5 separate regions of the Mus musculus genome follow, and regions 1, 2, 3 and 5 are each linked to region 4. The links are chromatin loops, found by intact Hi-C in ENCODE. Cell type or tissue: left cerebral cortex. All regions are shown on one strand. Region 1 overlaps Fam13c (family with sequence similarity 13, member C). Region 2 holds the start of Fam13c (family with sequence similarity 13, member C). Region 3 overlaps Fam13c (family with sequence similarity 13, member C). Region 4 has its middle 68 kb from the start of Fam13c. Region 5 overlaps Fam13c (family with sequence similarity 13, member C).

The links. Peaks named below come from ENCODE experiments on the same cell type or tissue, not always from the same donor. Only the 100,000 strongest peaks of a DNase experiment are listed, where the experiment ranks them.
Region 1: it touches region 4 in a loop (3-fold over the local background); 10 of 42 quality-filtered maps call a loop at or near these places.
Region 2: it touches region 4 in a loop (5-fold over the local background); 12 of 42 quality-filtered maps call a loop at or near these places.
Region 3: it touches region 4 in a loop (6-fold over the local background); 11 of 42 quality-filtered maps call a loop at or near these places.
Region 5: a loop joins it to region 4, with 2.9 times the contacts of the local background. A loop is called at or near these places in 12 of 42 quality-filtered maps.

The regions. Positions count from the first base shown.
Region 1 is chr10:70,537,831-70,542,830 of GRCm38, reverse strand. Fam13c (family with sequence similarity 13, member C) reads right to left here. Exons shown (of 14, transcript NM_024244.4): 9 at 106-187. Among named protein-coding and RNA genes, the nearest start is that of Phyhipl, 59 kb to the left of the region's middle. In left cerebral cortex, a CTCF peak has its summit at 2,212 (motif pointing right); a DNase peak (open chromatin) is centred at 2,198.
Region 2 is chr10:70,438,857-70,443,856 of GRCm38, reverse strand. Fam13c (family with sequence similarity 13, member C) reads right to left here and starts at 2,947. Exons shown (of 14, transcript NM_024244.4): 1 at 2,782-2,947. The coding sequence starts at 2,843. In left cerebral cortex, a CTCF peak has its summit at 3,017; DNase peaks (open chromatin) are centred at 2,965, 3,473, 4,023, 4,194 and 2 more places; H3K4me3 peaks cover 3,245 bases; H3K27ac peaks cover 3,511 bases.
Region 3 is chr10:70,453,905-70,458,904 of GRCm38, reverse strand. All of the region lies in intron 3 of Fam13c (family with sequence similarity 13, member C), which reads right to left. Among named protein-coding and RNA genes, the nearest start is that of Fam13c, 15 kb to the right of the region's middle. In left cerebral cortex, no CTCF peak of the experiment used is centred here; DNase peaks (open chromatin) are centred at 186 and 2,810; H3K27ac peaks cover 2,159 bases.
Region 4 is chr10:70,370,526-70,375,525 of GRCm38, reverse strand. No RefSeq gene overlaps it. Among named protein-coding and RNA genes, the nearest start is that of Fam13c, 68 kb to the left of the region's middle. In left cerebral cortex, no CTCF peak of the experiment used is centred here; DNase peaks (open chromatin) are centred at 2,592 and 3,105; H3K27ac peaks cover 860 bases.
Region 5 is chr10:70,512,916-70,517,915 of GRCm38, reverse strand. The region is part of intron 5 of Fam13c (family with sequence similarity 13, member C); the gene reads right to left. Among named protein-coding and RNA genes, the nearest start is that of Fam13c, 75 kb to the right of the region's middle. In left cerebral cortex, no CTCF peak of the experiment used is centred here; a DNase peak (open chromatin) is centred at 2,874; H3K27ac peaks cover 753 bases.

The sequences.
Region 1 (5,000 bases), 170 kb before region 4:
CAAGAAGGAAACCAAAGCCCAAGGAGGCTCAGGTGGAAATGGGCTGCAATTGTCCTGGACATTACGCTATTACCGATGGTGCTCTCTGAGGGAAGGGACACTTGCCTTTGAGCTGTTTGCGCCCCTTGGCCAAATCGTTCATCCATTTCAGAACTTCGGGATTTGAAGTCTTGTCCCCATGCGACGGCTATGGGGAGAGGAGAAAGTAGAAGTGGATGGGAATGAGGGGGGGTGGGGGGTAGGCAGGAGGAAAGAGAGAAGGAGAAGGTGAAATGGGGAGATGGGGAAAGGGAGGGAGAGAGAAAAAGGAGACAAAAGAGAAAAAAAAGAAAAGCAAAAATGTTAAACAGCCGAGCCACACAGAGAATTCAGAGACACGTCGAGCTGAACACTGGGGCAGAGTTCTAGTGCGTGGTGTCCAGCTCTGCACCTTTGTTCCTCCATGGGCATTATTTCAAAGCATGCTGAGGCACTCAGCACATTTCCAGACATCGTAGTGATTCCCTGCATCCGGCTGTCCATCCTCCATCACCTTATAAGCCATCCACAGCCCATCCCATTGGCAGGCCATACTCCCTGCCAACAGGGATGAGAGCAATGATAGGACCAAAAACCGAATGCTTCCTGCTTTGTCCGTGGCTCAGGACTGGGTCCTGCTGGGGAACACTAACCAACTGGGAGGCTGAGTCCTTGGAGCTCAAGAAAGCAGGCCCCATGGTCTCTGAAACTTGATAATGGTCCAATAGCTGATCTAGGAGCAAACAGCCCTCATTCTAATCACTCTCTTAGTACTAAAGACCCCACTGAGCTACCATCAAAGTGAAACGTAACACTTCTGACCTTGGGCCGATGGCTTAGCTTCCCTGGGCTCTGCTATCTCACATATTACATGTGAGGATTACAGTATCTCCTTCACAGAGTTCCTGTGGTGCATTAATGCCTGTGAAGCCCAGAAAACAGCTCTGGGTGCATGCCAAGCAATGCAGAAGTGCTAGCTCAAACCATAAATGTTACTGTTACTGACTTAGCCTCACTGGGTTGGATAAGCAGAGGGCAGTAGCAGGAATATTTCCACCAAACCTTCAAAGGAATCCTGAATGTATCTTCACTGACAACCACACACACACACACACACACACACACACACACACACACGGAGAGGGTCATGTAAGTCCGTCAGATCATTTACTTCTGAATTCCTTCTCAGCACAAAAGGGAACTGTCCCCAGAAAAGAGTAATCAGTAGATTAAAAATGGCAAAATATTTTTGGTTGTAAGGCTAGCCTTTGGAGCTCTCAGAGACTGGTCCATGAACCAACGAGTATACACAGGCTGGACCTAGGCCTCCCTGCACATAGGTAGCAGATGTGCAGCCTGGTCTTCATGTGGGTCCCCAACAACTGGAGCGGGGGCTATCCCAAAAGCTGTTGCCTGTCCATGGGACATGTTCTAGCTGGGCTGTCTTGTCTGGCCTCAGTGGGAGAGGATGCACCTAGCCTCACTGAGACTCGATGTGCCAGGGTCGGGGAATGCCCAGGGTAGCCTAACTTCTCAGAGGAGAAGGGTAGAGGGTAGGGAGAGAATTGTAGGAAGGGGTGACCAGAAAGTGGGGCAGTGAGTGGGATATAAAGTGAATGAATGAATGAATGAATGAATGAATACATAAATAAATTCGGCAACAAGCCCTTACACTCTGCCATAGATCACAATGAGAATCCTCCATCTGAAGCTAACTTAAAAGCATGCTCCAGAGAGTTATCCCCACCTGAGACTACACAAGGAACTTGGCTGGGAGGGTTGGGAGGCCTCCTGCACAGAGGTACCTGGGCTGAAATGCCTGCACTGTCCACAGCCAGCCCGTGAAGACCCACTTTGCCCATGTAAGATGAGCAACAGGAGAAATGTCTTCAGTGACAGACACAGCACATTCAGGGTACTTAACAAGAGCACATAGTGGTGCTTTGCATGACGTCACCTGATGAAAGAACGCATGCTCGCCATGAGAACCTGGAAGGATCCCACCAGTTATAGGGTGACATGGAAATATACATCTAAAAACAAGCTAGAAAGGAAGACTGAAGGAAAAGTCACTGTCCCTCCTGTGATGGAGCCCTACATTGTCAGAACCACGGACAGAGACACAGGCTGCCCAAAGCTTCCCTCATGAGAGGAAAATATATAAATATTGTTTAGTGTAATCCCACTGATGGCCTCCAGGAGGAAGTCTTCTGTTTAGAAGCCTGTTGTGTGGCCTAATTCTTTGGGCTTAGCTGACAGCCCAAGCATTACATATGGACTGTAGAACCCTCACAGGATTCTCCAGACTAAGGACGTATGTGTGCAGGTAAAGCTACGCGTCTCTGGATCCACTCAACACCCCACCAAAGGGATATACGAAACATACAGAACACACCAGGATCTCAAGCCAGTGACCAACAGCTTTGGATTTTTTGTTTTGGTTTTGGGTTTTTTTGTGTGTGTGTTTTGGTTTTTTGGGTTTTTTTTTTCCACCCACAAAATGAAGGAAGGATCAGAGGCTGAACTTTATGACACAGTACTTGAAAGCCCGCAATCGGTTGCAGAAATGAATTTTCTTTTTATGGCTCTGCCCTTAGTGGAGCTTTCTTAAGGTTACCATCAGCTTGGGTAGGAGATGGCTTTCAAGCCACAGAAGTTTTTACACATTCATAATAGCTCTTTAGGCCTCTTCGTGTCTGAATGGAAAGGTCTACGGTTGGACACCCAAACTCACTAATATAGGCTTTGTTAGGGGTAATTAAAATGAGGCAGCCAAATCTACTATTACAGACACTATTGTGGTATATTTCTGCTAAGAAAAGAATCATTCATAAGACACTTTAAAAAGACTTCTGGTCGGCCATGAAAAGACCTGGTTTACCCTGTCTAGATTCTTGGCTGTGTGACTCTTAAAATTCATGTCACCTTTCTGGGCCTGTTTCTTCAGTCACTGGGGGGAGGGGTGGAGAGTCTGTCTGGTTTGTCCAGTTTTCCAGTTTTCACATGTTTTATTGAAAGTGAACATCTGAGCCAGGCAGCAATGGCATAAGCCTTTAATTCCAGCATTCAGGAGGGTGAGGCAGGTGGATCTCTGTGAGTTCAAGGCGGGGGGGGGGGGGGGGGGGGAGAGGGAGGGAGAGGGAGAGAACCTGCCTTTCTACCCAGGGCTACATTTGGCTGAGACAGAAAGACTTGTGTTTATGAAGACATGGCAAAACCTGAGATGCCCAGTAGGAGCTAAGATTCAGAAACAACCAGCGGAGGATGGTAATGCCACTGTCCGAGGGATGGGAAGGAAAGTAGGCCTTACACGTGGCAGGTGGCTTGACAGGCTTCTAACCACAGCTTGGCACCTGACAAGAGGAGTGACCGAATGGCCTGTTTCCTAAGATACATGGGGTGCTGACTGAAGGAGGCGGGGGAGGTAAACACTGAAGGAGCAGTGAATATGAACCCTCCCCGCCTACTGCTCTAGCATCTATGCCCCTCCTCTGTGCGTGCGTGCGTGCATACATGAGGCAGGGAGTGTTGGCAGTGACTGCCTCTTCATTTGCCTTTAATGCTTCTCAGGACCGGGTAAAAGATGCTGTGATAGTTTATATATTCTTGGACCAGGGAGTGGCACCATTTGGAGGTGTGGCCTTGTTGGAATAGGTGTGACCTGGTTAGAGTAGGTGTGTCATTGTGGGTGTGGGCTTAATACTCTCACCCTAGGTGCCTGGAAGTCAGTTTTCTACTAACAGCCTTTGGATGAAGACATAGAATTCCCAGCTTTGCCTGAGCCATGCCTGCCCGGACGCTGCCATCCTCCCACTTGATGATGGACTGAACCTCTGAACCTGTAAGCCGGCCCCATTTAAATGTTGTTTTTTATAAGACTTGCCATGGTCATGGTGTCTGTTCACAGCAGTAAAACCCTGACTAAGACGGATGCCAAAAGAAATTCTCTAAGTAAAACAGATGTGGCTGTAAGAGTTGAAAAACAATAACCCATGTGCACAGCTCAGGTGGGGACCCAGTGCATCTTTAACCTGCACGAGCCCCCTTCCTGTTCTCCCAAGACAGAGCCTGTCCTGTGACCTGCTCGGTATCTCTCAGACAGATTAAGAAGTTGGTGGCAACTAGAACCTTTTGCTTCCTTCATTGCCAACACTGCAGTAAGTGCCACACGGGTTCCTCCAACAGTGTCCTCAAACTTCAGTTACTGCTGGATGACTCAGAACAGGAAGTAGCCTGTCCAGAGACACAAGGCTGCTGAGGGTTTATATTGGGTCGAAATCTACAACAGTCAGACTCGGGAAAGGCCAGGTCACAGGTGTTAACAGGCTCAAAAATAGAACCCCATTTGTCACTCCTTGGTGTCCATCATGAGGGTGTGACAGGCCTGGTAAACTCCGGTAGATCAAAGGTGAAACCAGCTGCTCCCAGAATACTGGGGCTGCCAAAGATAGACACGAAGAACCCTACAACACCATCACTCCAGGTCTGGTCATCTTTAACTCACTGCTCCAGGCCTCAAGGGATAGCTCGTAGCTGGTTAGAAGTCTTCAGTGGGTCAGGGCTTACTTATCTGCGGGATAAAGACCGAGCCAATAGGCAGGGGCTTCCCTGCTGCATGGACAGAGTACAGCCATGACTGAATGGAAACTACGCAGCATCCTTGTTCAGATGGCCTTAAAAGCCAATCTGATGGCTCCCTTTCTATAAGACTAGATACCATTCCCCAAACACGCTCTCTCTCTGCAAAGCCATAGCCAGGAAGGACAGGAAGGGAGGAGCAGACCACTACCTACTCACCACTCTGCCCCAAAACTTATCACAACGCTCACAGGAACACTCCAGTCGCCTCTGTATGGAATGCTTAGCGAGCCTTTTAATATTTCAACATGTTTGAGAGATTGTTCCCTGCTCCAGTTTATTCTAATAACAAGCTGTCCTGGGCTCTCTGCCAGAGACCCACACTATCTTTATGTGATTCCCTG
Region 2 (5,000 bases), 68 kb before region 4:
AGCACGTCCTGAAAAGATGCTGCAGAAGTAACAAAAGGCTAAGGCCACTCTGATGTTGGGGGAGGGGGCTGGGGGAGGGATTGTATAGAGAATGAGTTAAATTCACCCAGATCTGCACAGGCCTTTCAAGGCCTGAGAAAAACAAAACGAAAAGGATTCTGCCCCTTGATTCCTAATTCCACTCTTCCTGTGACTCTTCCCAGGACCTCCAGCTGGGGAGACAGAGCCCTGGCTCAGTGGGACACTGTCTTAGGCTCAGGTATGAAGACCTGAATGTGAGTCCCCAGCAACCACTTTAAAGTCAGTCCATCCTAGTGGTGGTACCTATAAAGCCTTGGGTCTGGGGATGGATGGAGACCGGAGGATTCCCCAGAGCTCATTGGCCAGTCTTAACCCATCATAAACTCCAAGTTCAGTGAGAAATGAGGTTGAATGAAATCAAAGGAGACATAGGATGTTAACCTCTGACCTCCAAAGGCTCCCTCATGCACACACTGTATGAGCGCACACGGCACACATATGCATACACACACAGGCGCGCGCGCACATACAAATAATCACGACTGGTCAAGCAGCATCCTCTCACATAAGTCTATCTGATAAAATAATTCATAGGGAACTCTAATGACTGCTTGGATGCGCCTTCCAAGGCACAGAGTTTTTAATTTCCATTTTAATAAGGATCAACACCAGAGGCCTGAACTTTCAGTGGTCTGGAGAGGAGGCACTGGACATGGGTGAAGACAGGAGCCAGAGGATCTTTGCCTCTCAGAAACATTGAAGAGGAAAGAACCTCCTCGGGACAGACTAACATGGCACCCAAACACTTCCAGGACAAGCTGCTATGTCTGTGTCTCAGGATAGCACCCTCTGGTCCTGCCGGGAGTCCACAGACCCAGGAACAGTTTCATATTATTGAGAGGAGAAGATGAACAATGTTCCGTTTTGACAACCACTGGTTTAGGACGCCCCTCAGCTGAGCCGGGTCACACCTGTGGGGCTTTGGGTGTGTTGCAAGTTCCTTAGATTCTTGCATTAGCCAGATGGCTTCCCAGACACTACTCACAGCCTTTTAAAAGGAACCTCTGTCACTTCTCTGAGGGTAACGTGATCTTATGCAATCAGAACTCCTTGGGGAGTATCCAAGGACAAGACACCAAGAGTCTCCCCAGCATTTAACCATAACAAACACACACACACACACACACACACACACACACACACACACCATATGAAAGCTGGAACTAAAAGTCTCCATCTTGAAACTCCTGGGCCTGTGACTATGGCTGACTCTAGGAATACAGCCACACAACACTCCCAAGAATCAGGCCCAGAAAAACATGTGGTGCCAAGGAACCCAGAGGAAAAGAGAGATGTTACCTGACCACTTATCCAGGAAATTCAGGCCTCATCCTTGGCCCACAGGTATCTCTCCCCACCTCTCTCTTTCTCTATCTTTCTATTGCAAGGCAATGTCACTATCGTGTCCAGGGTTCCAGTGGACAGGCCATAGTGAATCATTGAAAGTCAACCTGGTCCTTATTTTAAAGAGACCCCACTTAGATGAGCTCAAAGCGGGGTACTAAGTCAGTAGCAAACCAGACAAGCAAAAGTGCATGGGGAAGAGGCCCAGAAAGCACAGTGGAACCTCAGCCCTCCCTCTCCAAGTCTCTGCAACAGTGGCAGGATCTGAAAGCCAAAAGATGCTCTCGTCACTGTTCAGGTTTCTTTAGCAAACAGCTTCTAAGCCACTTGTAGCCTCTGTATGAAACTCACAATTCTCTTAAGTAGTGGGATACACAACTTTGCGCATGCACACACACACACAGCCTGCTGCAAAAAGCTTTTACCGAGTAGCTTTTACCAAAAGGTCCCAGAAGTAAACACTAATTTCCCTACGATAAAATGGAATACATATAGTTTATACTCCCAGCTATATGTGAATTGCATACAGTGCCAGCAAAATCTACTCCACGTTCACCTCTGATATATAGATTCTATTAAGAAAATACTAAGGAAGAGATGACCAAAATAAAAACAAAGCACTATCAATATCAACACACACACACACACACACACACACACACGCACACACACGGGCTGGCCTAGAGTAAAACATTATTTCCCTTCCCTCCACTATGAACTGTTATTAGGTTGTTAGTCAGGCAAGGCGTTTCTCTATAGTCACATTATTGTGGCCAGACGAGAAAAATCACAAAAAGGCATCTAGAAAAGTTTACCGCACTGTGTCTTAAAAATCTGTACACACGGAGAGGGAAGGTGAGTTTACCCTGTTTAAATATGCTGGAATTAAACTCCTGCTAGCTCACATCCGTCTATTTGGGGCAAATGTACACTGCGTGCACTCCATGAAAACTGACACTCATGTTGGCAAAATACAACCCAGCTTCCTTTCTGACATGTCACATAGATTTTTTTTTAAGCTAAGCTCCAAGATTGCATATTTTGGGCCACGGAGCCTCCCGCAGCAATCAAGCTAGGTTTATTACTCCCCCCACCCCCCGCTTCCGCTCCTCACTCCCTACCCCCGCGCACCCTCCACCCCGAGCTGCCAAAATACTGGCTGCAACCTGTGTGAGGTTTGTGGGCCCCGCCAGCCTCGCAGCCTCAGGATCCAGGAGACAATGCATCGCCTGGAAAGAGGGCTTGGGGACAGGGGTGGGGTGGGGTGGAGTGGGGTGGCAGCGGGAGGGGATACCTTCACCATAGTTGCTTCGGAGACAGGAATGCAAGTCGATTGTAAGGGCAAGAAGCACTTACTCAGTTACAGCGGCGCTGCCGAAGGAATTATCCTGAAGGCTGAAACAGAAACAAGAAAACATGAGCCAAGTGCGGCCGGGGAGCCGTCTCCCTAATTGCTCTCCCGGAGTTAGAGCACCCACACAAACATGGCATTGCCAGGCAAGTCTTAGGGCTCGCCCGGCACGCTCGCTCTACCTTGGGCTGCTGTCTGCACATGCTCCTGACGACACCCCCAGCAGGGGCCCAGCGGCACCGGCGAACCACAAAGCCCAGCAGCCCGCGAGGCTGCGGGGACGATGGGGCGGGGCGCGGCGGCGCGCGACCGGGGGCTTCAGCCTCAGGAACCTGGAGCTGCTCCGCGCAACCCTGGTAGGCAGCTAGGAGCTACAGAGAGTCCAAGCTGCTTGAGCCTGCCACCTCAGCCTCAGCTGGCAATACAGATTGCGTCGTCCCCCCCACCCCCCAGTGGATACAATGCCCGCCTCCCATGGCTTGTTACCTCCCCAGCCCCCACCCCACCCTAGGGATGCAAACGAGCAAAGATGCTTCTGTCGCTTTTCCTGAAAGCATGGAGAGATCGAGAAGGAGGAGAGGGATATGGATGCTGAGTTTTGATTTATTTTCACTGTGTGTTGGTTTTTATTGCCTAGAACAAAAGGGCTCCCAAGGGCGGGCTGCATCCCGACAGGTCCGTCTGCGCTCTTGTTATTTTACTCCGCTAGAGGAAGCGCCCAGCGCAGGACCACAGAGATGTGAATGAACCTATGCAGGCGAATGTAGAATGCTTTCCAGGCCTTCGCTGATGCCTAGGACACCGTGCCAGGCGGGGAGATGGACTCCTACCCCCACAGCAGCCCCGCACCTTCACAAAGGATGGAATGACAACTCACAAACGTTGTTCCCTTTGATGGAGTCTACTTTGTTGGGGGAAGGGAGGGCCGGTCAGCCCCACCCCCACCCCGCTTTATTCTTGCTTGGAGATGTTTACCCTGCCCCGTTCCCATTGTCCATGTTTCCTGACATGTTGACCTTGACTTGGAAAGACCTGCCTCTGAATTTTGAAATACGATCACAGACTTACGTGTTGAACTATACTATGCATGTGTTCTTAATCCTACTGTCCCATGGAACTAGGTTCTAGATGGCAACGTGAAGTCTAATCACAGGATATCTTCCTGTCCTCAGATCCAAAGACTGTCACTTTCCCAAACGCCCCTGCGCTCGAGGGCTGTGGTGCCCATTCTGGGTAGTTCAGTGTGAAGAAAGACCAGCCTTTTGATTGCGTAAACATCTCCAGTGATTCATCTAGAACAGAAGGAACAATGCTTTCACCTGAAAAACAGCAGTTGATATGAATATGCTGTGGACCAGTTGAAAATATAATGAACCCTCTGAGAGGCCCAACAAGCAGCTGAAAGAGTCAGATGCAGATACTAGCACCCAACCAATGGACAGAAGCGGGGGACCCCTGTGGATGAATTGGGGAAAAGCTGGAAGAAGCTGAGGAGGAGGGCAGCCCCATGGGAAGACCAGCAGTCTCAACTGACCTGGAACCCGGAGATCTCTCAGAAACTGAGCCACCAGCCAGGCGTCATACACCAGCTGATATGAGGCGGCCAACACATATACAGCAGAGGACTGCTGGGTCTGGCCTCAGAGAAGATGCACCTAACCCTTGAGAGACTTGAGGCCCTGGGGAGTGGGGAGGTCTGGTAAAGTGAGGGGAGGGGGTGGCGACATCCTCTTGGGGGCGGGGATGGAATGGTGAGCGGGGGCGGGGTGAATGGCAGACCAGAATAAAAATAAATAAATAAATAAATTTTTAAAAAATAAAAATAAAATAAAATGAAATAATAAACGTGCTCCACAAATCCAGAGATTCAATAATGCCCAGAGGGAGGAAAAGACTAGTTCTCCACAGCCCACAAACAGAAAGGATCCAGAAAAGCTTGTAAGAACTATTCATACAGAAGAAAGACAGTCAGTTCAGTATATTATGGCTAAAAGTTAAGAATACTCTAGATTAAAACCCTGATGGAAACCACTTGGGGTTTTTAAACACTCATCCAATTCTTGATCGTATCTTCATCTGTTTTTTTTTTTTTTTTTTTTTTTTTTTTTTTTTTTTGGTAAGAGGTTTTCAAGTGCCTTTTTAAAATGAGATGTCCTGTTCACCCTGGAATGAACAATACTGATGGATATCAGCAAAGGTTCCTTTGGAGCCTTCGGCTTATCTG
Region 3 (5,000 bases), 83 kb before region 4:
CAGAAGAAGAGGAAAGGGCCAACTAATATAGTGTTCCTTGGGTTAGACGCTCTTCTGAATAAACAACGTGACAGTCATTTGTGCCATTGGCCATCAGTCATACCCTGTCCCCCACAGCACTGTGTAGAGCATTTCTTCCTGGTCCAGTGCATTGCAGGGTTGTAATTAGCAGGCTAGCACATGACCAGCTCTGGATAATTAATTAGGAGAGAACACAAGCTCAGTGTAGCCCTGTAGCCGTGGGACTTCGAGTGCTTAGCATAATAACCTCCAGATCCTGATTTCTCTGAGACTCAAAACCGGAAGTGCTCAGTTTTTCTAAACAGAGCTTCTTGACTAACTTCAGTGAACAGGGCCCTCCCATCAATCAACCAAGGCTACACGGCATACGGGAGAAGTGCATCTTTGTGGGTTTACATCACTAAAGCTCCAGATTGTTGGTTCGGTTAGCAGTCTACTTTAAGTCAGGGTATTCGTCTACTTAGGTTTAATATATACTCATCCAAATGGTAATAACACATCCTATAAACTACTTGTACCCCACTCCTAAAAGTTGCTGAGCATGTAGGTTTTTATCGTTACCTGTTTTATTTTTAACTTGTAGGGATGGACCCCAAGGCTTTCTGGGTATTAAACAAGTGCTCAAGCACTGAGCTTGGTCTCATACCGTCTAATCCTCAAAAACCTCTTAAGAGAAATTTGATCATCTTCATCTTATGAAAATAGAAAAGGCACATAAGGGAGTGACTTTGATTCCCTAAGTCACACAGAAAGCCAATGACTACGGAGGCGTGGGAGCCCACATCCATCCACTCCTGTATCTGCTCCTTCTTTGACCAGGTGATATTGTTGTTGTGATAAAACACGGGATAGGAGCCACAGAAGGAAGAGCTTATTTTGACCCACAGTTTGAGGGTTCACGCCATCCAGCATAATGCATTTGTCTATTCGGAAAAAGTGATGTAGTTAGAATTTTGGCTTCTCTAAAAACCAAGTTATGTGAATATCTCTATTATAATCCCCGGTGTGGGATAAGAGGCTGCTTCACAGCAGGTGATTATGATTTGCCTCGTGCACGAGCAGGGACGTGATCTTTGCCAGCTGCAGAGAGTTTTATTCTGGGGGCTCTGGAGAGAGCATAAATGGGAGAACCCTGAGAGAGCCTGTGGCGTCTGCTGCTCCTGGTTCCTGTTACTGTAGTTTGTCAAGTGTTCATGAGCAAAGAGACAAGAAGGAGTTTGATATCCTGATGACAAAGTTTGGACTTGTTCCCAAGGAACCCAAAACCCTTACTCAGCAGGGAGTCTGTTTTGTTGGTTCTCCTCTAACCTCCTCTCTCTCCTACCTAGTGCTGGGGGGGGTTGTAAGGGATCAGGGTGGAATAAGGGTTGGAAGGGAGGTAGCAGTGTAAGAACCCAATAGCTAACTAAATAGCTAAAATAACTAAACACAAAGTAAAAAATAAAATAAAATAAATGCCAAAGTGATAAAATTACTTTATAGACATCCCAGATTCCTTTCTAAAAATACATTTCATCCGTTTCATTCATCACTTAGTGGGTTGTTAATCAAAAGATTAACTTCTGAAGCTGAGGGGCCATGGTAGGATACCAGAGAAGTTGAATGCTAACCCTACTGACCTCACTTCCAAAGATGTTCAACTCACCAGGACTCCACTCCATCCGCTGGATCATTACTCTGCTTTCCTCTTGTAAGAAAGAACACTAAGAAATCAATGGTCCACTTTTCTTTCTGACCGGGGAAGATCTTACAGAAACCTATACCATGGCAGGAATTGAAGTAAAATATCTACACGGTGCTGAGAAATCATACGTGAGAGGTCGGCTAACAGAAGCTGTGAGTGAAATCAATGACCCAAACAAGTGCGGGAACCACAGTGTGTCCATGTTCTCAACTGACTCAGGAAGGAAGAAAAAGAACCGCATTCAAGGTAGATCCATAAACCGCAATAGCATCTGTGATGGTTTGGATATGCTTGGCCCAGGGAGTGGCACTATTTGGAGGTGTGGCCCTGTTGGAGTGGGCGTAGCCTCGCTGAAGTGGGTGTGGCCTTGTTGGAGGAAGTGTGTCACTGTGAATGTGGGCTGTAAGCCCCTCATCCTAGCTGCCTAGAAGCCAGCATTCTGCTAGCAGTCTTCAGATGAAGATGTAGAACTCTCAGCTCTGCCAGCCCCATGCCTACCTGGATGCTGCCATGTTCCTGCCTTGATGATAATGAACTGAACCTGTGAACTTGTAAGCTAGCTCCAATGAAATGTCCTTATAAGACTTGCCTTGGTCATGGTGTCTTTTCACAGCAGTAAAACCCTAAGACGACATCTTAGTTGTTTATGGTGGCAGGAGACAGCGGCACAGAATGAAAACTATCTTTCTCTTAATTTAGTGTCAATCCCAGTAAGAACTATGTCTACTAAAAAGAGAAAGACAGTAAATATTTAATAGGTTAGTTTGACTCAAAGTATTTACAGGGTTTTTTTTTTTTCTTTCTTTCTGCAGAAGGATGAAAACGGAAAAAAAAAATCACAAATAGACCTGGATCGTGTGCCAGCCTCTTAACATACCTAACTACAGCCAAATGGAAGAAACCCGGTGCTTATATATGCCAGACCAAACAGCTGGTCTCCCCAAGGAAGTGGGTTAGCGGGAGGCTGGCAGTCCATAGCTCAACTGCGGAAAAGCTCTCCTTCGAGCCTGCTACTTTTTGTCTTCTGTTAAAATAGCCACCAGAGGGGAGGCCATACGGGTGGGGTGCAGCCTAGTGCCAGATGGTGAGACGTGAGGAAGACAAGACTTCATCTTCCAACACTAAGAATGAATGCCCTCTGGACAGCTTGGAGCGCCAACACAGGAAGTTGCTTCTACCATCCAAACCTCATCTTCCCACTTCAGGTTGTGGGGGACAGATGTTCTGACTTCTACAGCACTCAAAACAGAAGCTTGTAATCTTTCACAAAACACGCAGAGAGATGATTCATGCCTTGAGTCAGTTCCCCTCCTTGGGTAGAGTGTTTGCTTATTGGATTTGACACTCTAAACAGGGACAATCTGTCCCTGGGTTCTAGCCGGACCAGGCTTTAGGAAGAGCACACCTTGCTCTGACTTCCACCATATCAAAGAATTTTACTAACAGTTACCCTGGCTTTTCAAGGGACCACTCAATAGGGGTCCCTTGCCATGTTTTCCCACATAGCTTATGGTCTAAGAGATAAAAGGATATGTGTCTTAGTCAGGGTTTCTATTGCTGCACAAAACATCATGCCCAAGAAGCAAGTTGGGGAGGAAAGGGTTTATTCGGCTTACACTTCCATGCTGCTGTTCATCACCAAAGGAAGTCAGGACTGGAACTCACACAGAGTAGGAACCTGGAGGCAGGAGCTGATGCAGAGGCCATGGAGGGTGCTGCTTACTGGATTGCTTCCCCTGACTTGTTCAACTTATTTTCTTATAGAATCCAGGACTACCAGCCCAGGGATGGCACCACCCACAATGAGCTGGGCCCTCCCCGCTTGATCACTAGTTGAGAAAATGCCTTACAGCTGGATCTCATAGAGGCATTTCCTCAAGGGAGGCTCCTTTCTCTGTGACAACTCCAGCTTGTGTCAAGTTGACACACAAAACCAGCCAGTACAATAAGCAAGCATAAAGGAAAACTGTGGCTCAAAGAAACATTCAAATCTCAAACACTTTAGCATCTTAGAATGTAGTCTTGCATTCTCTCCAAGGTTCCTGGTCCTCTATCATTAAGTCTGCCTAAGTTCCTCCCTCTTTAAATTGTTTTAGTGGGATGCAAACCTGGAACCTTCAAACACAAAGACAACCTCCAGATTTTCTTACTGTACTTTCCTTCTCATGGATGAGGCCAAGGTCAAGAGGGAAGAAAGGTTGCTGAACCTGGCCTATCAGATGGGACCTGCTATTTCTGAATATGGAGTTTATTAAGAGAAAGCAAGAAAAGTAGGGGAATGAAGCCACACTGTCTATAACTGCGGGGGGCCTCCTTTCTCTTAAGACTAACACTGGTTAGGATCGAACTGATGGGCAACTTTAAGGCTGTGCATTCTAACTTTATGAACAGAAAACTCCGAACCAGCTGCAACCATAGCCCTACAGGAGCGCTCTACAGCTTCCAAGACAACGCTTTTAAATTTAAGAAGCTGACACTTGTGGGTTTTCGCAGGTGTTTTGGGGGAAAGCCTGTAACAGGCAGAGTTTACTGCTACAAAGGAGGCTCAGGTCCAGCCCCCTTCCAAAGAATCCACTAGTCTTACACCAAGAACTCTCTATAACCCTGTAAGATGAACCGCGTAAATGTCACATTTACCTTGCAACCCAAACCCTTATGGAATGACCCAGTCTATGTTTATCCAAGTCACAGTGGGGCTTTACACGCTACTAGCCAGTGCTAAGTGTCAGGGGTGATCATGGTTCTTGTGTAAGCCTGTCTGTAGCCTTTTTCATTTGAACCTAAGTTACCAAAGCCACTGGTTTTCAGATGGGGAGGTACACTGTTAGCTCACATTTCATTAGAGGCCACATTCCCAGTGGGACTATGTGGCCTGTTCTGATAAAACAAACTTCATATCTCAAATATAACAATGCAGATAAAATGCTGGTTGCATAATAGATTCTTTCCCAATTATATCCTAGCTAAAAGCAAGGCAGATGGCCTACAGAGCTTAATAAAAATACAGACCTTTGCTTTTCTGATATTCTTAGAACTGTTTTCTAGGATCAGGCTATAGATTAAGGTATTGTTTCCCATGTAAGAACTATAACCACCCATTTTTATAAAGCTCAGAACTTAGACTGCCTATCTCCTTTGAACACAGCCTTAATTGCCATCCTACAAAGGTACTCTTTCTAATTTTGGACAAATTTATTTTATTATCTGTTTGCATTGCTGGTATGACGGATGCTCAGACCTTTCAGATTTCAAAATGACTGGGAGTCAGTCTGTCACAGCTCCTTCTTCCGTTTCT
Region 4 (5,000 bases):
GACACTCATACCCACAGAGGGAAAAGGAGAGTGGATATTCCTGCTTGGTGAACAGGACAAACTGACATAGCTGTATGCTTCCTCCACCACTATGAGATTATTAAGACTAAGGTGCATAAGTTCTGCTGAAAGGTGATTATTTATACAAGACATGGTCCCTGCTTTGAAAGGCTGCATCTTCTAGCTCTCACATGGCGCAGGAACAGATCGACCACACTCTTAATTAACACCACTCTCATAGCATTAGTGGATTCTTCAATTGTGCTTTTACCACCCCCCCCCCCACAACAACCCCTCCCCCCCAACCTCCCCCCCCCCCCCAGCCACACACACACATGCATGGAAACCTGTTCTTAAAGAGGTTGAATTTAAGAACAGAAAAATTAAGGATCAGGGAAGGCAGTAGGCTGCCAGTGCTCATGAAATAAGGAGTGATGAATGAAAGATTTAAATCTGTGAAAACACGCCAGACACAACCATGGCAATTATTAAGGCAACGGCCACTCTAAGACACAAGAAGTTAAGATTCCCAAGTGGCTTCCAGCTAAGCTTGCCCTTGTCCAAAGTGCATGCATGTGCTGACATAGGGGAACGGTTCACCAGGCCTTGAACTTTTGTCTCTACCGCTGCTGTTTTCAATCTGCTGCCCTTTCCAAGATGAACGACTTGTGACATCATCTCAGGCCCTCAGAAATTGACTCGGAATTCTTATTTCCAATGACTGACCTTCCGTAACATGAATCAGAAGCAATGAAAGCTTTTTTTTTTTTCTTGGCTAATTATAGACTCTGGAATGATCTCAAACGTCATCTGAGGACTGGAGGCAGAGCACTTGCTACACAATATAAGGGTCTGGGTTCGGATTCATGGCACTCAGATAGAAACCAGAAGTGGTAGCACACACGTGGAACCCCAGCGCTGGAGGGTGAAGACTGAGCACTTGTGGAGGCTCACTTGCAGGCAGTCTAGTCAAAATGGCTAGCTCCAAGCTCAGTAAGGGACCCTGTCTCAAAAATAAAGTGACCAGCCGGGCAGTAGTGACACACGCCTTTAATCCCAGCACTTGGGAGGCAAGGCAGGCAGATATCTGAGTCCGAGGCCAGCCTGGTCTACAGAGTGAGTTCCAGGACAGCCAGGGCTACACAGAGAAGCCCTGCCTCAAAAATAAATAAATAAATAAATAAATAAATAAATAAAAATAAAAAATAAAGTGATCACCGGGCACGGTGGCGCACACCTTTAATCCCAGCACTCGGGAGGCAGAGGCAGGCAGATTTTTGAGTTCGAGGCCAGCCTGGTCTACAAAGTGAGTTCCAGGACAGCCTGGGCTATTCAGAGAAACCCTGTCTCGAAAAAAATAAATAAATAAATAAATAAATAAATAAAGTGATCGAGGAAGACACAGGAAGTTGGCCTCAAGCATACACAGTTAAAAGTAACAGCGCACAGGACTTCATTTGAGGGAAGACCAGTTACTGTTACCTAGATTTAGGTGGGGCGCCTCCAAGGAATGTAAGGCATGTAGCTCTACCGTGTGCTTTTCACAAACCCATCTACCAAAGACAGAGTGTACTGTTCCATTTCATCCAGAAAGGATGAAGCTCAGAGGTCTCCAAACTTTTCCAAGACAACACACATACACACACAAATATATATATGGAGGGAGGGAGGGAGGGAGGGAGGGAGGGAGGGAGGGAGGGAGGGAGGGAGGGAGAAAGAAAGAAAGAAAGAAAGAGAGAGAAAGAGAGAGATGTAGTTAGGATCCATGCTAGATTTCTAGGAAAAATCTGACATTTAGAGTTATCTATCATCAACCTAAAAAAATGATTTGTGGTTCAGAAAAAAATTGGTTCCGGAACATACAAACATCCCCAGACGACAGTTGCTGGCTATAGAATGATGCCACAGGAGTACTGGTCTCCTTCACAGTTACTTGGCTGCTATAGACGAAGCAAAAATTAATCTGCCATGTTTCGTGGCCTGAATGTTACACCCAAAATACCCTTTAATATAATAACCTGTGCTCTAGGCCAAAGAACAGGAGATAAAAGAAGGTCATTAGCTCAAATACTAAACGATAATGGAATTTTCTTCTTAATAAGATTTTCTGATTACCCAAGGCTCAGACAGAACCAACTTTGGCAAAAAACCAACTTTCTGAAATGTCTCAGTCATTCAGAAGGGTACATGGCAGAGAAAGCTGCTTCAAAGTTCTACGGTCAGCATTACATACACTAATATGTGCGTGCACATTGGAATGTGAGTGAGTGAGTGTGTGTGTGTGTGTGTGTGTGTGTGTGTGTGTGTACGCGCGCATGACATGAACTACTTCAAAACTGTTTCCTAAAAGGATCCCAGCTCTGTTTCGGGTTGGAAATGGCTACTTAATAAACAAATCTGCCTGCCTGGTTTGTGCCAGCTTCCCTATCTGGTACGATTAGTGCATCCAGGTTGTTGGTTTGGTGCTGTTTGGTTTTTTTTTTCTTTTTTTTTTCCAGACAGCTTTTCTGAATTCTAGATGTTTATTCTTATTCTATATCTCTGTCTGGTGTTTGTGGGAGGCATTTTTGTGCCCTGAATAAGAAACGCCATCTGGGGTTTGTTTCTTCAGTTCTGTTCGGAAAGAACATCTCTGGCATTTAAATCTCAAACTGCTGAGTTGTTCTCTGGCTGCTTCTGATAGAAATCTAACAGGAGTTAGGGCCATGCCCCCCCTCCCCCCCCCACCTCCCGCCCCTCATGGGTGTTTCCTAATCTGAGGTTCCATGGCTGCCCCATTAACCAGCTTGAACATCCATCCTCTAACCAGGTTAGCAGGCTTCCCGTCTCTCTGATAGGCTTGCAGACAAACACGCTTTAGAACAACTGACCCTGGCTCTGCCTCCAGCCCATGGTTACATGTGCTTGCTTGTAAATTTCCAGCCACTACACTTGAAGCCACTTCCTCAAGGTACAGAAAAGCTGTTATTTTCCATTAGTCTAAATGCCTCAAGACCAGGGCAGGAGCAGGCATGGTCCCACTTGGTTTTCTGTATACTTTATACAGACTTGGAAGATTTTCAATGTATTTCTGTCTCCAGACTTCCAGGGGAGGCTACCCCTATGATCTAATTGTGATCAGGGTGCCAATGTTCCAACTCACCACCAGTAGACCTCAGGAGGCAAACACGTGAGCCTCGTCTTCAATTAGCCTGCCAGAGATCGGAACCCATCCTTCCCTGACTGAGTCACGAGCACCAACAATAGAACCTCTGCTTCCAGGACTTTCATTTGAAGAAGAGTTTAAACACCAAAAAGTGAATGTTGAGGGCTTAGATGCTGTCATCCCATCCTTACAACAACAACAATAACAAAAATATTCTGAACCCACAAAAAAATCAATGACATTTCTTAGACCATCGAGGATCTGAGATCCCAGAGCAGCCACCACACTGAAATCTGAAAAGACTGTAGACAGAAGACACAGCCCAGGGTGCCTCCATGAGCAGAAGCCACCTGGGCCATCAGTTCAGGTTTCTAGATAAAGTTCTCCAGGCTGTATGTACACTGCTCTGAGAATCAGGGATGGGGTGAAGTGTGTGTGGGGGGGGGGGATGGTTTCCATCCCAGAGATGCCATTACATCAGGGAACAGCCATTTAGGAAACGCACTCATTTCATAATGAATATCAAGACAATCACACTAACAATACACACTGAGGAAAGATGGAAGCAACCACTTTGAAATACATTCGCTGTGCCTTCCACAGCAAAACCCAACCCTTCCATGACGGGGACTCCAGCAGACCCTAGTTTACCTTGAGTGGAAGAGATACTGTCTGACTCCAGCCCTTTTTGAATTTGTGTTTCATGCAAGGGATAAAAGAACAAACAAGCCCAGGGGTTCATACCTCATGGGTAGAGGTCTGCTGAAATTGGAGAAAATCTTTTGTTGTTGTTGTTTTTAGAGACAGGGTTTCTCGTTATAGCCCTGGCTGTCCTGGAACTCACTTTATAGACCAGGCTAGCCTGGAACTCAGAAATCCGCCTGCCTCTGCCTCCCGAGTGCTGGGGTTAAAGGTGTGCACCACCACGCCCGGCCTGGAGACAAGTTTAAGATAGTGGATGCTGCACTCCCCCACCTGTACAGCCTCGCTAGTTTTTAAACCTACTTTGAGTATAAGTCATAGACTGGAACCGGTGACCAATGGCTTGTGTAGCAGAAAGACCAAAGACTGCCTCGGCCAGGTGACCAGAGTTAACGTCAGCATTGATGACTTCCGGTGACTGTGGGTATTTTGATGAGCTATGACGAAACGGTGCCTCCTGCCTGAGCTTCCTTTCCGTAAACTAGACAGGGCACCAGCAAATGTCAGCGAGGTGGTAACGGACCATTCTACATAATGCTTGACCTCGTACATGTCTGTTGTATTTTATATAAAGATAAGAGAAGCCAGGTATGTGTCTGATGGAGGTGCGGTATGGTGTGGGGGAAGGGGATGCTTCTGCAGGTCCATGCAGGTTCCCCCTGAGGTAACAGCCACAGGACAGCATAATACAGAATGGAGTTTATTTGACGCGTGGGAAGGGGAGTTAAGGGGGTAGTAGAGACTGAGAATGGCAGAGAGAGATGGGGAGTAGAGAAGTAAAGGCCAGCCATGAGCACATGGAGAGAGGGGGAGGAGAATGGGGAGAGAGGGGATAGAGGGTAAGGGTGCAAGGGCAAGGGGAGAAGAGAGCAAAAGAGAGAGGAGGGGTGAGCAGCCCCTTTTATAGTGAGTCAGGCACACCTGGCTATTGCCAGGTAACTGTGGGGCGGAGACTAAATGCCAACAGTATCTAGGTTCCCAGAACAACAACAACAACAACAAACCATTGTCACAGCCAAAGGAAGACACAATGGCTGCAGGTATCACAGGGTACTGGGATATGAAAAGACTGTTAGTAGCTAAACATGCTTGCAATAAGTTAAAGGCTGGTTTAAAACTGCATTCTTTTCTACTGTAAAACAAAACGGTAACA
Region 5 (5,000 bases), 140 kb before region 4:
GAAAGGGAGAGAGTTGTCTCATGGGTTTGGAATTTCAGTTCTGTGTGATGAAGAAAGAAAGACGCAGGTGTGAAGAATTCACAGAAAGGTGTATGGACTTAGTATGGCTGAGTGGTATACTTACGAGGGCTTAGGACGGCATGTTTTTCCTATTAAATGTATTTCACAATGACTTTTTAAAAAGAATCATGTGTAAAAGGAGGTGGACATTTCTGATTCTCTCTTGAGTGGCAGAGTCTTGTGTAGCCCAGGCTAGCCAACACTCTGGACGATCTTGAATTTCTGATCCCCATGACTCTACCCCCCTGAGCCGTGGGATCATGGGTGTGTATCACCATGCCTGGTATTAGGCAGCGGAGGGAAAGAACCCAGGGCTTCCCACACATTAGGCAAGCATTCTAGCAGAGAGATACACTCTCAATCTTTATTTATTTATTTATTTATTTATTTTATTTTTGAGACAGGGTTTCTCTGTGTAGCCCTGGCTGTCCTGGAACTCACTCTGTAGACCAAGCTGGCCTCGAACTCAGAAACCTGCCTGCCTCTGCCTCCCAAGTGCTGGGATTAAAGGCGTGCGCCACCAACGCCCGGCTTCAATCTTTTTATTTTATTTTTTTAATGTGGTGCGTGCAGCCTGGCTCAGACGCCTGTGTGTTCTTGTGTAATCTGCAAAAGCAAAAGATGTCTTTCAGGTTCTCACAGAACCACGGGGGATGCCCACGGTGCTCTGTATCCTGCCTGACTATGGGAAAGCATCCTGGCTATTGCAAACCTAGATTGTTATTTTTCTGTCACCTGTAAAAAGAGGCAGATGTAACCGTAATGAGTTAGAACCCTGGCTAGGAGGGCTGTTCCCAGGGGAACTGAGGGGAGGGGAGAAGGCACTCTCTAAAAGCAGCAGTAGGTAGGTGGTCATCACTCCAGGACTGGACTCTGTGTTCAGGGTGGATGCCCCCCAAACACCGGCTGCAGGGAAGAGGCCTGGCCGTGTTGACAAGCCACATGAGGTACCTACTGTTCGTGACTCATCACTCTACCTCCCAGGGTTTCACTTCTGGGCCAGCCTGCCTACCAGGAACCTCGCTCTAAATGACTTTGGAGTCCCCTTCTACTGAATGGAAAGAAAGCCAAGCATGCACGTTTACTGAGGATGGAGGTGCAGAACCTGGCGCATGTGGGTACCTAGACTTGGGTCTGGAGCAGAACCAACGACCGAGTTAGAGGAGCAGCAAGGGATGTCAGTACACAGGGGCACATCAGGCCCTAACTGGGAGTGCGTTCGGATGCTGTAACCTGGGAAACTACCTTCTCCCTCCTGCATGCTCACTGGAACAACACTGAATGACACGGGCATCTACTCGAATGGTTGGGTTGCTCCTCTCTGAGACACTGCAGAGAACCAAGCATAAAGGAATGAGGAGGAGGAGGAGGAGGAGGAAGAGGAGGAGGAGGAGGAGGAGGAGGAGGAGGAGGAGGAGGAGGAGGAGGAGGAGGAGGAGGGGGAGGAAATCCAAGCAAGACAGGATGAACATTAACCATCCAGGGAGACCTTTAAGCAGAAGGGAAGACAACCGCCGGGGGCCAAAGGCAAGACAGACAGTGGAACGGAAGGATCTCAGAAGCCCTTCTGTCCCCACCACGTGCCACTCCATTCCCTGTCACTCAGCCCCACAGCCCTCCTCAGTAGAGTTCTTCTCACATGGACACCCTGTGTGGATGGTTCTGGATGGAATACTCCAGGGTAACAGTGCAGAGACTGAACTGTGAAAAAGCCAATCCCACCATCACATACAATGTTTGCCCAGGGAATGATGGGAGCTATCTAGCCTATCCAATCAGGATGAAGCGCTGTAGAGCTAACCCAAGAAGCCCCGTGGACACTTCCCGGCACTGGCGGGGTCTGAGCAGATGTGCTAGTCACATGATGCTTGGATACTCAAGGCAAGAGCCAGACTTGCATGAAGACTAAGACACTGACATCAGGTTCTTTCTCCTGGAGCATCCAGCCCAGCAAGGAAACCGTTAACAAGCCAACAAATAACAAGGTGTTATTTCCCTAGTCCATGCTGGAAAGCAATGGCAAACTTTGGGAGGAGAGAGTAACAACCCAGCCATTTCACCGACCAATCACTCGGGACTTAGTGACCTTTTACACAAAGACATACTCTCCTTTCTACAGAAAAATGAAGCTGTGGTCTGGAAGCTACACCCCCCCATCCCTCCCTCCAAGCCCCCACTCCCTATCCCCCCCCCACCAATCAAGCCCTTCTCATATATGACTTGATTTCCTTCAAGACCATGGTGCCTCCAGGCAATGGCTCAGGTCAGAATGCTGATGCTTCACACACACACTCACTCACACACACACACACACACACTCACTCACTCACACACTCACACAGTCACACACACAAACAGACACTCACACACTCACACAGTCTCACACACACACACTCACTCACTCACACACTCACACAGTCACACACACACAGACACTCACTCACTCACACACTCACACAGTCTCTCTCACACACACACACACACACACACACACACTCACTCACACACTCACACACTCCTTACATCCAAAGTCACCATGTTAAGGCACCTAAAATCAGGAGGGAGATCACATGGCAGATAATGACCCCCTGGGGAATGACAACCACCCCTGCCTCTCCAGCGCACCCTGTGAGAAGCCAACTAAAGAGAAGTCTGCACGGCCTAGGTATGATTTTCTAAAGTTAACTCTTCTTTTTCACACAGTAGAGCATACATAGCTTGTTTTAGAAAAATACTCATTCCCCTGTCTCTGCAATTACTCGGGTCCCACTTTAGCTGGGCTGGGAAAGAGAACACCCACGTGGGTGGGTTGGAGGAGAACTATTTTGAGGTGTCTTCATCTGTGACTGTGCAATTAGAGAGCAGGAACCATTCACGGTTGGTTTCTAGGAAGGGGTTTTATGGCACCTTCCCATCCCTTTATACGTCCAGGAAGTGTACACAGATTCTCGCTCTGACGTGAAACACAGTGAACGGGAACCTTGCTGAAAACCTGGGATGTGGGTCAGTTCCTAGACATCTACTTACTGCTATGATCCCCTCAATTTTCATGATCATGGGCATAAACTCCCAACCCCACATACGCTCTCAATAAACGCAGGAGACTGTCCCTTAATAATACATTCATTTACCTGCTCCCTGCTCCAACATCCCCAGGGTCCCCAGATCCTATTTGGCATCGTCCTACGAATAGCCCACTAAAGGGGGCGGGGAAGCGAGCCAACTGAGCATGCGAGTTCCCCTCCCTCTTCTTCCTACCTGCTGTGATGTGAACCGAGCTTCCCCACCATGATGGACTGAACCTTCTGAAACCATGAGCCAGTCACATATGAGGAGGGCTGAATGGAGGAAGCTTCCTCTTTCGAGCTGTCTGTGTCTGGTAATTTGACATCACTACAGTGATGTACTTGTTCGTGGGCCGGAACAATATCCTCCATTTTTCACACCACGAGCACATCGCCCTGTAGAGTCTATCGGTAAAAAGACTGTCTATACCTGTCAGGTTCAGTTTTGGCAGGATGAGACTCGGAGTATCAAATTTGAAGACTCTCTGACGCTCTGGTTAATAAACTTCAAGGTGTTTTTTGTTTTTTGTTTTTTTAAACCCGCTGGGGAGTTTACAAAATATATACATTCCCCAAATCATATCATTTTTGTGCTGATTTAGGGGGTCTGGAGCAAGAACACTTTAATACTAAAGTGCTCAAGGTCTATATAGGCCTTGAGAAATACTATCCGATCTTCTGGGACCCTGACCTACCCTAAATGGTTTCTTGGTTGTCTGCTTAATATCACCAAGCCCAGGGACAAACACTTTTCCCTGAGCCCCAGCACTCTGCCACCCCATTGTCTTATAGCCTTGATCTTCCCTTGAGACCTAGACCCAAACACACTCGGGAGTATAAAATATGAGGTGCACAAGATCAACAGGTCACCTCCCAATGGCGGACTCAGAGACTCTCAATGTTCTCAACAAACAAAATGGGGCTTCTTCTAATGATAATGTCTCTAAGGCCGTGATTCTTGACCTTCCTAACACTGTGACGCTTTAATACAGTTCCTCATGTTATGCTGAACCCCCAACCATTAAATTATTTTCATTGCTACTTCATAACTGTAACTTTACTGCTGTTAGCAATCATAATGTATAAATGTGTGTTTTCTTTTTTTTTTTTTTTTTTGCGTCACTGGATCATTTATTGACAAATCATTTAAGAATTCAGATTGCTGACACTCAAACACATGGTTGTTCACAAAAGATAGGATATCCTAATATAACTAGGATGTCGTATGGCCAGTGAAGAAAAAAGAAAAAAGTTGTATTCTCCAGTGAGGGTAATAGCTATGGATGAACCTGGTCTCAACATTTAACACCAATAAGCAAATTGTTAAAATTTTAACAGAAGATAAAATCACTGTTGTTTAAGGTTGTTGAGACAGGCAAAACAGTACATAATGATATTAAATTCATGCAGAGTCAATACATACAATGAGCCAAATATTATATATTTATCACCAACATCTCCTAAAGTAGAGTAAGTAGTTAGCTAATTTTATTCATGAATTTTTTTTAATTAGGAACCTCGTTTACATTTTCAATGCTATCCCAAAGGTCCCCCATACCCATCCCCCCAATCCCCTACCCACCCACTCCCCCTTTTTGGCCCTGGCGTTCCCCTGTACGGGGGCATATAAAGTTTGCAAGTCCAATGGGCCTCTCTTTGCAGTGATGGCCGACTAGGCCATCTTTTGATACATATGCAGCTAAAGACAAGAGCTCCCGGGTACTGGTTAGTTCATATTGTTGTTCCACCTATAGGGTTGCAGTTCCCTTTAGCTCCTTGGGTAATTTCTCTAGCTCCTCCATTGGGGGCCCTGTGATCCATCCAATAGCTGACTGTGATCATCCACTTCTGTGTTTGCTAGGCCCCGGCATAGTC